Regions from separate parts of the Homo sapiens genome. Here region 1 is linked to region 2. The links are chromatin loops, found by intact Hi-C in ENCODE. Cell type or tissue: Calu3. All regions are shown on one strand. Each heading gives the region's core, and the rest is flanking DNA. Links, peaks and the distances in the headings are about the cores only.

Region 1 (7,676 bases), core at 1,351-6,350, 54 kb after region 2:
TACTGTGTTTATTGGCCAAAGCAAGTCAGGAGGCTAGCCCAAGTCCAAGCAGTGGGGGAATGGCTTCATCACATTGCAAATGGCATGGGCACAGGGAAGGGAGGAAAAATGGGTCTATCTTTCCAATCAATTGATTTCCTACTCTCTTCTTGGGAAGACCCTCTTCCACTGATCAAAACCACTGGGCAGAATGTAGAGCCCCACATACTCCCGCAACCTGACTTATCTGGTGCCCTGGCTGAGTACAGAAGGCTGAACCCTCCCAGAAGGCGCCTGGAAGGGAATTGGAACCCACACAACCTAGGGACTACATGTGCTGATGAGGTTCTCAAGACCAAAAGAAGGCAGAGAATACAATGGGAGCTTAATGAACACAATGCATATAAGTCAGAGACTTGGTCTTTGGTAAAAGCAAAAGTCTGGCTTTCAGAAGTCAGTGTAGTGTCACACCAGGAGCAGAATAGCAATTTACTAGGAAGTGTAGTCATCAAACTATTCATGGCCATCATTTCCTGGGGGTTATAATCCTATATTTCCTGGGAGCTATAATTACTGTAACCCATCGTTTCTTAGGGGCTATAACTACTATAAATTAGTAATCAAACTAATAATGGCTGTCATTTCCGACAGGTGCTGAGGCTGGTGCTAAATGCTACGCGTGAAATCATGTCTAGCATGATCTAAGTAGCCATGGTATTATAACTCCCATTTTTATCATTAAGAAAATTAGGGCTGGGTGTGGAGACTCAAGCCTATAATCCAGCACTTTGGGAGGCCGAGGTGAAAGGATCGCTTGAGCTCAGGAGTTCGAGGCCAGCCTGGGCAACATGGTGAGATCTCAACTCTACTAAAATTAAAACGAAAAAAATATTAGCCGGGTGTGGTGGGGCTCACCTGTGGTAACAGCTACTCAGAGGCTGGGTTGGGAGGATTGCTTGAGCCTGGGAGTTTGAGGCTGCCGTGAGCTGTGACTGTGCCACTGCACTCCAGCTTGGGTGACAGAGCAAGACCCCATCTCAAAAAAAAAAAAAAAAATTAAAAAAGAAGAAAAGGAGAAAGGGTTGGAGGTGGGTCGTCTGGCTGATCTGGCAGTGCCTTTGTCTTCACAGAGATTCAGGCTCCTTCAGCTTCTGCTCCACTATCCTTAGACCACAGCTTCCAACTTCAAACTTGCCTCAAGGCCCAAGATGGATGCTAGAACTCTAGCTATCACATCTTCAAATCCAGGTGAGAAGCAGGAAGAAGATAGAGAAAAGGGCCTCTTCTACCTATCTGAGACTCTTCTACGCAACTGTCCCCAACATCTCCCCCATCAACTTCTGCTTATATCTCATCAGTCAGAACTTGTTCATATAAACAGCATGGGCTGCAAGGGATGCTGGGAAAGGCAATCTGTTAGCTGGATACATAGCCTCTTAAATAAAATCAGACTTCTGCTACTGAGTGCTATGAGTCCCCTAAAAATATATGCTGGAGTCCTAACTCCCAGTACCTCCGAATGTGACCTTATTTGGAGATAAGGTCTTTATGGAGGTAATCAAGTTAAAATGAGGTCCTTAAGGTGGAAACCTAGTTCTATGAAGGGGAAAATAGGACACAGATACAGGCACACAGAGAAGGAAGACAACATGAAGACACAGGGAGGAAACAGACATCTACAAGGCAAGGAGACAAGCCTGGAAAGACCCCTCCCTCACAGACCTCAGAAGGAATTAGCCCTGCTGAGGCCTTGAATTTAGACTGTCAGCCTCCAGAACTGTAGTAATAATAAATTTCTGTTGTTATATAGAGAGACATATATATGTGTAAAATATATTTAATATCTCACACACACACATATATACATATATACACACACATACACACACATGTATTTTTTCCCCTTAAATAGAGACAGGATCTTACTATGTCTGTTGCCCAGGCTAGTCTTGAACTCCTGGGCTCAAGCGATCCTCCCACCTTGGCCTCCTAAAGTGCTGGGATTACAGGTGTGAGTCACTGCGCCCAGTCAATTTCTGTTGTTGAAGCTACCAAGTTTATAGTTCTTTGTTACGGCAGCCCTAGGAAATGAATCCATTCAGGAAGAGGAAGAAGTGCATGCTGATAAGCAATGGGCATTTGTGCACAGGGCCCAGAGCCATGCACCAGACCCTGCACTGCAGGCAGCGGGGCTGAGCTTGTGCTTGCAGACGGGCCTCGGCTGGGGTGGGCGTGTGTGCGCGCAGCCGACTGCACAGGTGGGGACCAAGCCCAGCACAAGCAGACTGCTTTCTGAGACCTCTGTCCATTGGGTCTGCTCCTGCCCTGGGGCGAGGTTATTAACGGTCTCCACTGTGAGACCAAGGCTGTGGCTGGGTACTGAGGCTGAGGCCGGCAGCTGTCAGGGCCACTCTCCACTCTGTCCCCTGGTTCCCTTCCTCATGTCCTGTGTGCACCTGAATCTGTCCTGTCAGAGTGGCTTCCTCTACCAGCCATATCTGTAATCTTCTGCCAGGAGAGAACGCTTCCCTAGAGTGGATATTTCAGAAGTAGTTGCTACACACGTGAACACGATACAACAATTTTGACTTGGCTGTATCTTCAAGATCTTTGGGGAGAAGAGGACAGCTGCCAAGAGCTGAAAGCTTAAAGTGGGGCCACCTCACAGTGCTGACCACTTTACTCTCCCCTGTCCAACTTCACCACAAAATGGAACCCGGACCCTTTATTCCCCAAAGCACAGGCCACAGGCAACAGGAGACTGTTGTGCATAACAGACTGTACTAAAGGCCTGAGGATAACATAGGGCAGTAGCTGAAAAATAAAACTTAAACCTGGCCACCAGGTTTCTGGAAGAGTGTTGACCATGCCCCCCCGTCTCCTCTTCTGGAGCTCCCTCACCTATCTCCAGCTTCCAGGGTCCCTGAGTCCCACCCCCAATTTTTCCATGCCCTGCGTGGAGGACTCCCACCCACGCCTCTCCCCACCCCCAGGTAGGGAAGGCAGCTTTTAATAGAGGTACATGAACCACTTAAAAACCTCAGCCTAACACAAAAGCCCACACATTGCACAATCCCGTGCATATGAAATCTCCAGAACAGGCCAATCCATAGAGACAGAAAGTGGATTTGTGGCTGCCTAGGTCAGTGGAGGGGAGGAGGGTGGGATGACAATGGGTATGGGGGTTCTTTTTGAGGTGAAGAAAATGTTCTACAATTAGATAGTGATAACGGTTGCAGAATTCTGTGAATACACTAAAAACTACTGAATTTAAAGTGTACTGAATTGTACACTTCAAATGGGTACATCTTAGGGCATGTGAATTATATTTCTATGAAGCTGTTATTTATTTATTTTACTTTTTTTTGAGACAAGATCTTGTTCTGTCACCCAGGATGGAGTGCAGTGGCACAAACAGAGCTCACTGCAGCCTTGACCTCCTGGACTTGACTGATCCTCCCACCTCAGCCTCCCAAATAGCTGGGACCACAGGCGTGCACAACCACGCCCAACTAATTTTTTTATTTTTATTTTTAGTAGAAACGGAGTTTCACCAGGTTACCCAGACGCCTTGAACTCCTGAGCTCAAGCAATCTGCCTGCCGTGGCCTCCCCAAATGCTGAGATTACAGGAGTGAGCCACCATGCCTGGCCAAAGCTGTTATTTTTTAAAAATCTCTGTGTGTCTAAGAAGACACAGGGCCTCCCTGAGAACAGGGAGCGTGTGTTTGCTTTAAGTCTACAATCACAAAGAAAGTCACCAGAGTTGTTTCTGCCAGAACCAGAGAGATTTTGCCTCGAGGACAACTCAGTGCAATGGGCCTGCAGCCTCCAGCAACAGGAGTGGCTGCTTTGGCCAGGTGGCAGAACAGCCCTCCTAGACAAAGCAGAGACGTCTGTAACAAAGACCAGCACCCAGTGGGCATCCAATCTGTATCTGATGAAAGAAGGAATGAGGAAATAAATGAACGGCTGATTGTAATCACTTTCCAGGATAGTGAGAATGCCTGGGACAGAACCCTGGTTCCATCTCCCACTTAGAGGAGCCCTTTTCATTAACAGCTCCACTTAACTTCTATTTGCCATGCAAATCAACTGGCCCAGGTGAGTGGTGCCTGCACTGACTCCTGAAATCCCAAGGGCCTCCGCGGCTCCCCGAGGCTCAATCAGGGCACGAAGACACATGTGCAGACACTTTGCCTTTGCTAATCCTGCGGGCCTTTCACAGAGAGCAGGAAATCAATGACTCAAATATTCCTTTTGCCTCAGGCAACTGCTTAAATGAGACTTTACCCTCTGCTGCCAAGGAAGTTGGGTGGCAGGGGAGTTCCTTCAGACTCCCCCCCAGTTGATCCTGGATAGAACTGGCCTAGGTTTATATGCCATTGTTTGTTTTACTAACGGTAAACCACTGCGAGTCCGGCCACTGAAAATCAGCTGACAGCAGGAGCAAAGATTCGCTCGGCTCACTGGGGAGCACGGAATGTCTGCCATCTCTGAGATGTTTCCAGAATAGAGGGAGCCTTGTGCAAGCCGCAGAATGGCTTGGCCTCCCCAGTGGTTTGCTGTTGGGTCCGAGGATCCGGAGCTGCCCTGCAGGCAGCCAACGCCTGGGCCAAGCACCAGTACCCTGGGGCCCCCAAGTGAGGGCTGTCTGTGGGGAGCTTGTCTCCTCTGGTTTGTCCACAACCCAGTGACCCCAGGGTAGGGGTGGGAGTGGGGGGCAATGCCCAGGAACAACTTGGCACATGGGGAGGTGAGAGGGAGGGCTGGTTTTGGAAGCCGCTTTAGAATCTTGGCTTAGAAATGCAGAATGCATGACCCTGGGGAAGTGTCCTGCCCTGTCAGGGGCTCGCAGGCCTCATCTGTGTGCTGGCCCCTTAAGGGTCATGAGTAGGTGACATACAGATAGGGGGCACCTGCACTGTGCATGGTGGGTGCTGTAAATCAAAAATAACATCCTAAGCCCTCCAACTGACTGAGGGGACCCCCGAGAAACCTGAGAAACTGAATTCCCAGCCATGGCTGGAAAAGAGGTCTGACACACCTTGTTATACCCCCTACCTTTTGGAATTCAGGTGTAACTGACCAGCATTCACATTAAAACAGAGATTGTAATGTTACCAGACAGGGGTCCTCATCCAGACTCCAAGAGGGTGTTCTTGGACATCACGCAAAAAATAATTCGGGGCAAGTGCATAAAGTGAAAGCAAGTTTAAGAAAGTAAAGGAAGGCCGGGCGTAGTGGCTCACACCTGTAACCCCAGTACTTTGGGAGGCCAACGTGGGAGGATTGCTTGAGCTCAGGAGTTGGAGACCAGCCTGAGTGAGACCCTATCCCTACAAAAAAAATACAAAAATTAGCCAGGCATGGTGGTGCATGTCCCAGCTACTCAGGAGGCTGAGGTGGGAGGATCGCTTGAGCTGGGGAGGTTGAAGCTGCAGTGAGCCGAGACTGCACCACTGCTCCAGCCTGGACAACACAGAGAGACCCAGTCTCAAAAAAAAAAAAAAAAAAAAAAGAAAGAAAGAAAAGAAAAGAAAGAAAAGAAAGTAGGCTAGGCACAGTGGCTCACGCCTCTAATCCCAGCACTTTGGGAGGCTGAGGTGGGCGGATCACCTGAGGTCAGGAGTTCGAGTCCAGTCCGACCAACCTGGAGAAACCCCGTCTCTACTAAAAATACAAAATTAGCCAGGTGTGGTGGCGCATGCCTGTAATCCCAGCTACTCAGGAGGCTGAGGCAGGAGAATCACTTGAGCCTGGGAGGCGGAGGTTGCATTGAGTCAAGATTGTGCCACTGCACTCCAGCCTGGGAGACAGAGCAAGACTCCATCTCAAAAAAAAAAAAAAAGGAAAGGAATAAAAGAATGGCTACTCCATAGACAGAGCAGTGGTATGGGCTGCTCAACTGAGTATACTTATAGTTACTTCTTGATTATATGCTAAACAAAAGGTGGATTATTCATGAGTCTTTCAGGAAAGAGATGGGCAATTCCCCCAGCACTGAAGGTTCCTCCCCTTTTAGACCATATAGGGTAACTTCCTGACGTTGCCATTGCATTTGTAAACTGTCACAGTGCTGGTGAGAGTGTGTTTTAGCATGCTAATGTATTATAATTAGAGTATAACGAGCAGTGAGGACAACCAAAGGTCACTTTCATTGCCACCTTGGTTTTGGTGGGTTTTGGTCAGCTTCTTTACAGCATCCTGTCTAATCAATAAAGTCCTTGTGACCTGTATCTTGTGCTGCCCTCCTGACTCATCCTGTGACTAAGAATGCCTGGCCTCCTGGGAATGTACCCAGTAGGTGAAAGAGAATAGACTTTCACCATCTATTCTCTCTGAAGCCTGCTACCTATGAGGCTTCATCTACATAACAAGAATCTGGACCCCCACAATTCCCCTTATCTTAATGCAAGCATTTCTTTCTACTGACTTCAAGTCTTGGGACAAAGCTTAACTCTTTCAACGGGTTGCCAATCAGAAAATCTTTGAATCTACCTATGACCTGTAAGTCCCTGCTCCGAGTTGTCCTACCTTTCTGGTCAAACCAATGAATACCTCCCATGTACTGGTTTTTATCTTTGCCTGTAACATCTGTCTCCCTATAATGTATATAAAACCAAACTGTAACCCAACTGCCTTGGGATCGCTTTCTCAGGACCCCTTGAGGCTGCTCCCAAGGCCTAGTCACTCATATTGACTCAGAATAAACCTCTTTAAAACATTTTACAGAGTTTGGTTTTTCCATTAACCACACTGGCAAATGTTATTTCCCGTCCCTACACTCAATCATACCCCTGGCTGGTGCCACCTACCTTCCCTCTCATTCCTGGAACATGATTGGTCTTCTCCACCTCTGACTTGGTCCTGTCTACTCAGCCTTTCCAAACCCCAGCCTCCTGTTGGGGAGGCAGAATGCTGTGAGAGTTAAGAGGCAGGGGATGCGTGGGCAGGTGGCCCCTCTAGCCAGCCAAGGACCTTCAGGAAGGTGCTGACCTCCTGTGTCTGTCTCCTCAACAAAATGATACTGATACTGTCAGACCTCTGAGCCTAAGCTAAGCCATCATATCCCCTGTGACCTGCACACATCCAGACTTCACCCTTAGTGGCAAGTCCTGCTTTTCTGGGGGAGGGGCAGGAGCCCTGACCTCTTATCTCTGTGCCCCGATCCCTTATTTCCGCACCCCGACCTCTTATCTGTGCCCCAACCCCTTATTTCCATGCCCCGACCCCTGTCCTGCTTTTCTGGAGGGTAAGAACCCCTGAACCCCTTCCCTCCATGTCTCTACCCTTCTCTTTAAACTTGCCTCCTTCACTATAGGCAACCTTCCACCTTCCATTCCTCCTTCTTCTCCCTTAGCCTGTGTTCTTAAGAACTTAAAACCTCTTCAACTCTCGCCTGACCTAAAATCTAAGCGTCTTATTTTCTTCTGAAATGCCGCTTGACCCCGAGACAAACTGGACAGTAGTTCCAAATAGCCAGAAAACGGCACTTTCAATTTTTCCATCCTACAAGTTCTAAATAATTCTTGTCGTAAAATGGGCAAATGGTCTGAGGTGCATGACGTCCAGGCTTTCTTTTACACATCAGGCCGTCCCTAGTCTCTGTTCCCAATGCAACTTGTCCCAAATCTTCCTTCTTTCCCTTCCGCCTGTCCCCTCAGTCCCAACCCCAAACGTCGCTGAGTCTTTCTA
Region 2 (7,676 bases), core at 1,366-6,365:
CAGCTGTTGATCCCAGAGTCCCACTAATCATTACCAGGGATAGATTGCACGGCCACTTCTGCTTGGGGTGGCCCTGAGCTAATTCATTAAAGGGTATGTGAAGTGGAAGATAGTTAAGGTAAAGGTAATGCCAGACCAAAAATGAGTTCCGTAGTAAGGAGCACTCTTCAGCTCAAATATAGTCTTTTAAAGCTGGAAGGAACTTGGAGACTGTCGGCTTCCACTTTTTTTTTTTTTTTTTTAAGCTGAAGAAGCCATTCTTCCAGTATCAGTTTACATAGAATTCCAATAAATAAAACAGCTAAACAGAGAGCTCTTCTGGAGAATCAGGAATGGGCACAAGTAGCCCATTCATCCCCACTCCTGCCATCCACCTCCTTTGGTGCCTCCATTAGGAAAACCACAGCCCTTACCCATCCTTGCTGTCGTGTACCCATGGGCACCGGCGGCCAGGGAGGCAGTGTGGTGCTTGGGAACGAGCTGGCAGGCAGAAGCCTCAGTCCTGGGAAATGAACTAGCCTTACTGACCCCAGCTTCACTCCTCCGTAAAAGGACTATAATGTCCACCTCAGGGAGATGAATGAAATAGTAAATGAAATATTATATGTGAAAGCTGTAGTAGATATTCATTAAGCATTAGTTTCACTTCCATTTTTGTCCAGTCACAGAGCTTTTTTTTTTTTTTTTTTTTTTTTGGAGACAGAGTCTCTCTCAGTTGCTCAGGCTGGAGTGCACTGGCGGGGTCTCGGCTCACTGCAAGCTCCGCCTCCTGGGTTCACGCCATTCTCCTGCCACAGCCTCCTGAGTAGCTGGGATTACAGGTGCCCGCCACTACACCCGGCTAATTTTTTTGTATTTTTAGTAGAGACGGGGTTTCACCATGCTAGCCAGGATGGTCTCGATCTCCTGACCTCGTGATCTGCCTGTCTCAGCCTCCCAAAGTACTGGGATTACAGGCGTGAGCCACCGCACCCGGCCTTCTTTTTCTTTCTTTTTGAGAAAGGTCTCACTGTATTGCCCAGGCTGGAGTGCAGTAGTGCAATCTCAGCTCACTGCAGCCTTGACCTCCCAGGCTCAAGCGATCCTCCTACCTCAGCTTCCTGCGTAGCTGGGATGACAGGCATGCACCACCACGCCCAGCTAATTTTTGTATTTTTTGTAGAGTCGGGTTTCACCATGCTGCCCAGGCTGGTCTCAAAATCCTGGGCTCAAGCCATCCTCCCACCTCGGCCTTCTAAAGTGCTGGGATTACAGGTGTGAGCCACCGTGCCCGGCCATCACAGAGCTATTATGTTGCTCTTTCTAGATCTACTTGAACTTAGCAGTTCCCAGTCAGGTTCACAGTGAGTTTGTCAGTGGTGCAATTCTACAAATAATGGATTCACCTTGAGATCTGCTTTTATTCAGTCTTTTTTTCCTCAATAGTACATGTTTCTTAAAGACTATTTGAAAAATGTATAAAAGTAAAAGGAAGATAACAATTATTGAGCCTCACCTCCTAAACAAAGCCACCATTTACATTTTGGTCTATTTCCTTCCAGTCTTTTTTTTTTTTCTTAATGCATACACTTTATGGAACGTGAGGAGACCATTGTTTTGCTTTGATCTTTCTTGCTAAATCCTACCTTTCAAAACAAGCCCATTACAGAGAAGAGGAACAGATGTTGCCCAGCTTTTTCACTGTAACTGTAACATCAAACCTTCCCATAGCTGTAAACACTCTTCTCAGATGAAGCTTGTAAATTATGCCATTTTCTGGGAAGAGTCCCAGCCTTAAACCAGCTCCTTTTTCCTCAACTAACACTTGCCAAGGCCAGCCTGAATCTTTCTGCCTTTTATCCACATTAGTCACGGCCTTCTCTTTTCTAGTGTGGATTTGTGGTTTGGCTTGGTGACCCTCAGCTCACAAAATGAGTTGCAAGCAACTTTCTCAACTTTCCTAAATAGGCAGACCCCACTTAGTAAACAGCTTGTCCAACACTTCTATCCAAGACCACTTCTCTTCCCCTCGCTTTCCAGCCCCCATTGTGGGCTACTGTGCCACCGCCATAGGGCCAGGAGTGGGAAACCTGGGCCCTGCAAAGGAATTTATGGATTTACATGTAGAGAGAGGGAAGGAATTGTGAAAAACAGGAATAGCTTAGGGGAAAGGGTCCTGGAGTCCTAAGAAGGAAAGGGAAGTTCAGAGAAGAAGGTGAAATAATACAAACTTGACCTTTAAAGTGTTACTCAGCTGGGCACAGTGGCTCATGCCTGTAATCCCAGTACTTTGGGAGACCGAGGTGGGCGGATCACAAGGTCAGGAGTTCAAGACCAGCCTGGCCAACATAGTGACACCCCATCTCTACTAAAATTACAAAAATTAGCCGGGCATGGTGGCATGTGCCCGTAGTCCCAGCTACTCGGGAGGCTGAGGCAGGAGAATTGCTTGAACCTGAGAAGTGGAGGTTGCAGTGAGCCAAGATCGTGCCATTGCACTCCAGCTTGGGCAACAGAGTGAGACTTCATCTCAAAAAAAAAAAAAAAAAGTTCCTGAGGGTCAAGCCTGGACCAGGAAACCAAGAGGAGAGACTCAACTTCCTCCTATTTTTTTACCCTCATACACCCTCTGACCTTTTGCTTCTATGACCCGAGCTCTTGTTTTTGCTTTTGGGCTGATTCAGTTACATTATAGGCTCAGAGAGCCTTGGGTAGGCTAATCTCCACTTACTGCATCAATGAAAAATGCATTCTGAGTTCCAACTTGCCAGCCCAGGAGCTTCTAGAGCACGACCCACTGGTGAGTGAGAGACTGCAGGTGTTGTATGGAGAACTAGTCCTAGAATTGTCCCTATGCATAAGGGAACCGACACCAGCCACCAAGTGCTCTTTACTTCCTGAGATCTGGATGTGGGTTGGTATTTCTGTACACATGGATCCGACCAGAAGAAAGTAGGAGAGAACCTAGTAAACTTGAGATTGGAGGTTATGTGAAATCACCAAACTAGATGATTCCAGCAAAAAGAGTTTCTGTGATGTGTGTGTAGGTTCACACCCCTTAAGATAACCATACTTGACTGTATGATAGTCGCAGGAGTCACTTACTTACTACAGATGCATCAGAGACCATGTGATGAAGAAGATGGCTTCCCAGTGGAGTTGCAAGGTGCCTCTGGGGGGTGTGTTTTTAAATTGTCAACAGCTTCCACATGGTGTTTATATCCTTAACTTTTGGCATTGGGGGCATTCAGATGAGGTCATCCGCTTGGGTCCATTTCCTGAGTGTTGATCATTTTGCGACACAGAGAACAGCGTCTTCTATTCTTAGAGCCTTCAAGCCTAAATGCTCCCTGCCTGGCTCCAGGCCCATGCCCCCTTCCTCCCCACCCACTTTCCCCAGAAAATTTTTGTTGTGGAAAATTACACATTCACAAATTGTGTTTCTTTCCTCACACCAAGCATATTCCCACACAGAGACAGATTCTGGAATGATCTCATGGATGACTCATGCCATTATCTGGCTGTTTATAGGAGCTGCCTTTAGACAAAGATTTGGTCATAAGCTACGTTAAGACCCCTTCATTGTCTGCCAGTTGCCCTTGCAGGGGATGGCTTATGGCTTATCGATGGAGTCCTGAGTGGGAGTGGGAAGGGACTTCTAGACTAAAAGCTGCTTTTGACTTCACTTTTGTCCATCAACTGTGGACCCTGTTCCATTGTCTCTGAACTCTGGAGGCACCTTCTGCTTGATGTCAGCAAGCAGGCCTGGTCCAAGATGGCAGCTGCACTGTATCGGAAGGGCAACAAACGGGACTCTTAAGCTAAGGGGAAGACTTGTGTCGTCGACTTCCGGCCCATGTGTAATCTCTTAATTAAAATTTAGCTCACAAGTGGTATTTCCTTTCGTAATCCAGCTTTCAGGCTTTGCTTTAGGTGCAGGAAATCTCTCACTCCTTATTCTCTTTGAAGGGTCTGGAAATCCTGTTAATATTTAATTGGCTTTTAAATTATTGACACATCAAAGTGTTCAACCTATTGTTGTCCTTTGAAGAGCTAGCGCCTAGTGGAGCTCCTGGCAGGTGTTCCAAGTTCTTGGGCTTAGAGCACCATTAGAGAAAGGATGGTGGAGAGAAGTCAGGACCACTCCATTTTGGAAGCAGAAAGCCTTGGAACCTAGTTAATTGGATCACACTTTTTCCATCTAGTTTCCAGGTGTTAGATATTTAAGTCTTGTCTTTTTTTAAGAGAGTAATATTAATTAGTTCATTGATCATGCTCCCTGAGGAAAGGGCCATAGCTTGAACTTCTTGTTATCTAATAGGGAATCTTGTTTTCCTGTCAGAATCTGTTTCATGCATTATGGCTCAGTGAGCAGCTGGCTGGGCCTCTGCCAGGGAGCCACAGAAGAGGAAACTAAAAATCATTTTGCCTTTTACAAAAGATGAAGTCCAGAGTCGGCCGTTTTATGATTAATAATGACCTAGGTATTCCCCTTTGGCCCCAAGATAGCTAGATTAGCCACCTGCTTTGATCAGGTGACTCCACAGCTGTGCATGTGTGCTTTGTGCTGAAGAAGCCAAAACTAAGACAGGGGTCCAGGGGTTTCTAACAGTGAAATTACAGGCATTCAAGGAGAGCTACATTAAATTAATTTTGGTGCCATCCTATGAAGGATGAGTTTACACTCCCAAAATGAACCAGCCTGTTTTTCTGCTCATTGCTTAACGGTATAACTGCTGCTTGGCTGTCTCCCCAAATGTGCTTTTACCTCCTGTTTTAATCCCCACCCCCATCTTCTGAGTCCCTCCCTTTTACCCCCTCCAGTCACTCCCACTCCCCCACCCCCGTGGGCCAGTTTTAAATGTCAGCCTTTGTTTAAAAAAAAAAAAAAAAAAAGTATATATCTTTGTGCTGGATTTTCAGTGTGCTTGTTGCCTACAGCCTCTGCAGAAGTTCACAAACTTGCACAGAATGTGAAAGCAGCTCCTCTAGGTACATGTGGCTAAGCTGCAGCGCTACCCAGGACTGTAGAGAGAAGGAATGACAACCTTGCATCGTCCACAGTTCCTTGCCAGTAGTTCAGTTAGGGTGTCTGTAGAAATGAGATCACTTCCTATAACCTGACTAACCGTGTTCACCTCTGAGTAAAAGCTGCAACATTTTAACCTAATATACACAACTTTAGACAATATTCATGTGTAGTATTTGAACTTGCCTCTATGCCATTTTTAAAAGGAAGTGGAATATAAGTAAATTAGTAGGGCCAGGCACGGTGGCTCACGGCTGCAACCCCAGCACTTTAGGAGGCTGAGGAGGGCGGATCAACTGAGTTCAGGGGTTCAAGACCACCTGGCCAACGTGGTGAAACCCCATCTCTACTAAAAATACAAAAATTACCCGGGTGTGGTGGCAGGCGCCTGTAATCCCAGCTACTCGGGAGGCTGAGGCAGGAGAATCGCTTGAACCTGGGAGGCAGAGGTTGCAGTGAGCCGAGATCGCACCACTGCACTCCAGCCTAGGCAACAAGAGTAAAACTCCATCTCAAAAATTATTAAAAAATAAATTAGTATTTGAACACTAGATGTGTCTGGGAAAAATCTGGCTCTTTCAAAGAAAGTGAAAACTTCAACTTCAGTTTGCTTTTAATTACTTTCAGCTGCAGTTCGACATTCTCTAGCTCTATTTCCTGGTGCTGGAGAGTTAGTGCTGGCATTTCAGCCAAACAGATATTTCTATTTTTAATATACCATTTTAATGAGAATTCAGAACAATGATCTTAGAAAATACCAAGATTTCATCACACTCCACTGGGACTTCTGCTTCATTCTTTCTCACTGGAGTTTTTAAAAGATTCTTTTGGAGCGAATCTCCACCATTCAGAGTTCCTTTCTGCATGCAACTCCAACGTTCTAGGCTTCCAAAAGAGAGGGACAGCAAAGACCATGGGTCTTGCCTGCTTTTCACTCACACATAAAGACTGAGCAGTTGCCTGAGCTGTTAAGCTATGTGGCACAATGTGAAACTGCTGTTTATGGGGGTCAAGTACGACCAAAGAACAGCAATTTCATGTTTCATGTTAATATCAGAAAGATTCCAGCAACATTGATCAGAGCCCTTACCTAAGAAGAATGAACCCGGAAAAGTTTGTCAGCCTCTTTGTGAAAGATGTATTTTTTAGATCCCAAGAGTCTTAACATATACAAATTAAAAAGCTATGAGAAGGGCCAGGCGCGGTGGCTCACACCTGTAATCCCAGCACTTTGGGAGGCCAGGCGGGCGGATCACAAGGTCAGGAGATCGAGACCATCCTGGCTAATATGGTGAAACCCTGTCTCTACTAAAAATACAAAAAATTAGCCGGGCATGGCGGCAGGCGCCTGTAGTCCCAGCTACTCGGGAGGCTGAGGCAGGAGAATGGCATGAACCCAGGAGGCGGAGCTTGCAGTGAGCTGAGATCGCACCACTGCACTCCAGCCTGGGTGACAGAGCAAGACTCCATCTCAAAACAAAAACAAAAAAAACCTATAAGAAACTGACATTGTTAGAAATGAGATCTGTTTTGTTTTCTGTGGACGGCTGACTATGCCCACGCCTGTACGTGTATGCTCTTAATTCCAGGCCAGCAAAATGGTAGCCCTGAAGTTAGTGATAACCTCTCCCTGAATCTGAGGGAGGAAAAGCGTGGAAAAGTTGCCCTCTGCCATCACGAAGCTGTCAGTGTTCTAGAGCTGAGATGATATTTATTACTGTATCAGCGAAGTTTTGAAGTGTGACTAGCTTTGGCGTACAAGAAATACCTCATTTCTTCTTTTTAAATCTACTTAATATGAACTGTAAACCCCCCTTCTACAAGGCTGAGGGGAAATTGAGACTCACTTTTCACTGGGCATTCCTCCCTCCCCATCTCCAGTATTGTGCAAAGAAGGGCCTGGAACCTACTGTAATGCCTAGGATTTGGGGAACACATGCTGGTTGTTGTTCCTTTGGTTGCCCTAGCACTGCCAAAACTGTCACACCCGCCCCGTGACCCCTCCAGGCAAAAAGATCTGCTGCTCTGTGCCAGATGTGAATTACGAATCTTTATCATGGCTGGGAGCCCTGTTCTTGGGGTGCTGATGGTGCAAGGCATGGGTCCCATTTGATCATGGACCCCATGGTCATTTCCCTTCCGACTTAGGAGAATCTTGCACTGCTGCTCCCTCTGCAGTGGCCTGTAATTTAAACATCCCCAGAGGCAATAGGCAGAAAATAGGCCACTCTTGGGAAGAAAACTGGGAGACCAAATCCATGTCACTGAGTATCTATGACTATATTATCTTGCCATAGGAACTTATAAAATAAGGGTAGCAAAAGTCCTGCCAAGGAAGCACTGGGTCTTAGTAGTCACTAGCCACATGTGGCAATTTACATTTAAATTAATTAAAATTAAATAAAAATTCAGTTTCTCAGTCAACTGTTCACATTTCAAGCACTTAGTTGCCACACGTAACCATCGTATGGAACACGGTAGATAAGGACCATCTCCGTCATCACAGGAAGTTCTGTTGCGTGGCACTGGTCTGTAACAAGCCTCACGTGTCTCCAGTAGCAGTTGAGGGTGGCCCCACTATTCTTGCTTATTTTCTTACTCGGCTTAGCCTTAGCAATTTAGAAAGTAGAATGACGTAAGTAGAAAGCCAGGGGGAAGTGGTGACTGC

What was found. A loop is a pair of places that touch in the nucleus more often than their neighbours do. Peaks named below come from ENCODE experiments on the same cell type or tissue, not always from the same donor. Only the 100,000 strongest peaks of a DNase experiment are listed, where the experiment ranks them.
Region 1: it touches region 2 in a loop (2.6-fold over the local background); 6 of 110 quality-filtered maps call a loop at or near these places.

Annotation. Positions count from the first base shown.
Region 1 is chr18:23,277,995-23,285,670 of GRCh38, forward strand. It overlaps a transcript of SLC35D4 not described here. Among named protein-coding and RNA genes, the nearest start is that of CABLES1, 150 kb to the left of the region's middle. RefSeq lists enhancers at 4,720-5,410, 6,101-6,792, 6,793-7,482. In Calu3, for the core only: no CTCF peak of the experiment used is centred there; DNase peaks (open chromatin) are centred at 4,287 and 6,207.
Region 2 is chr18:23,223,891-23,231,566 of GRCh38, forward strand. All of the region lies in intron 4 of CABLES1 (Cdk5 and Abl enzyme substrate 1), which reads left to right. Among named protein-coding and RNA genes, the nearest start is that of CABLES1, 92 kb to the left of the region's middle. RefSeq lists an enhancer at 2,763-2,862. In Calu3, for the core only: no CTCF peak of the experiment used is centred there; a DNase peak (open chromatin) is centred at 3,801.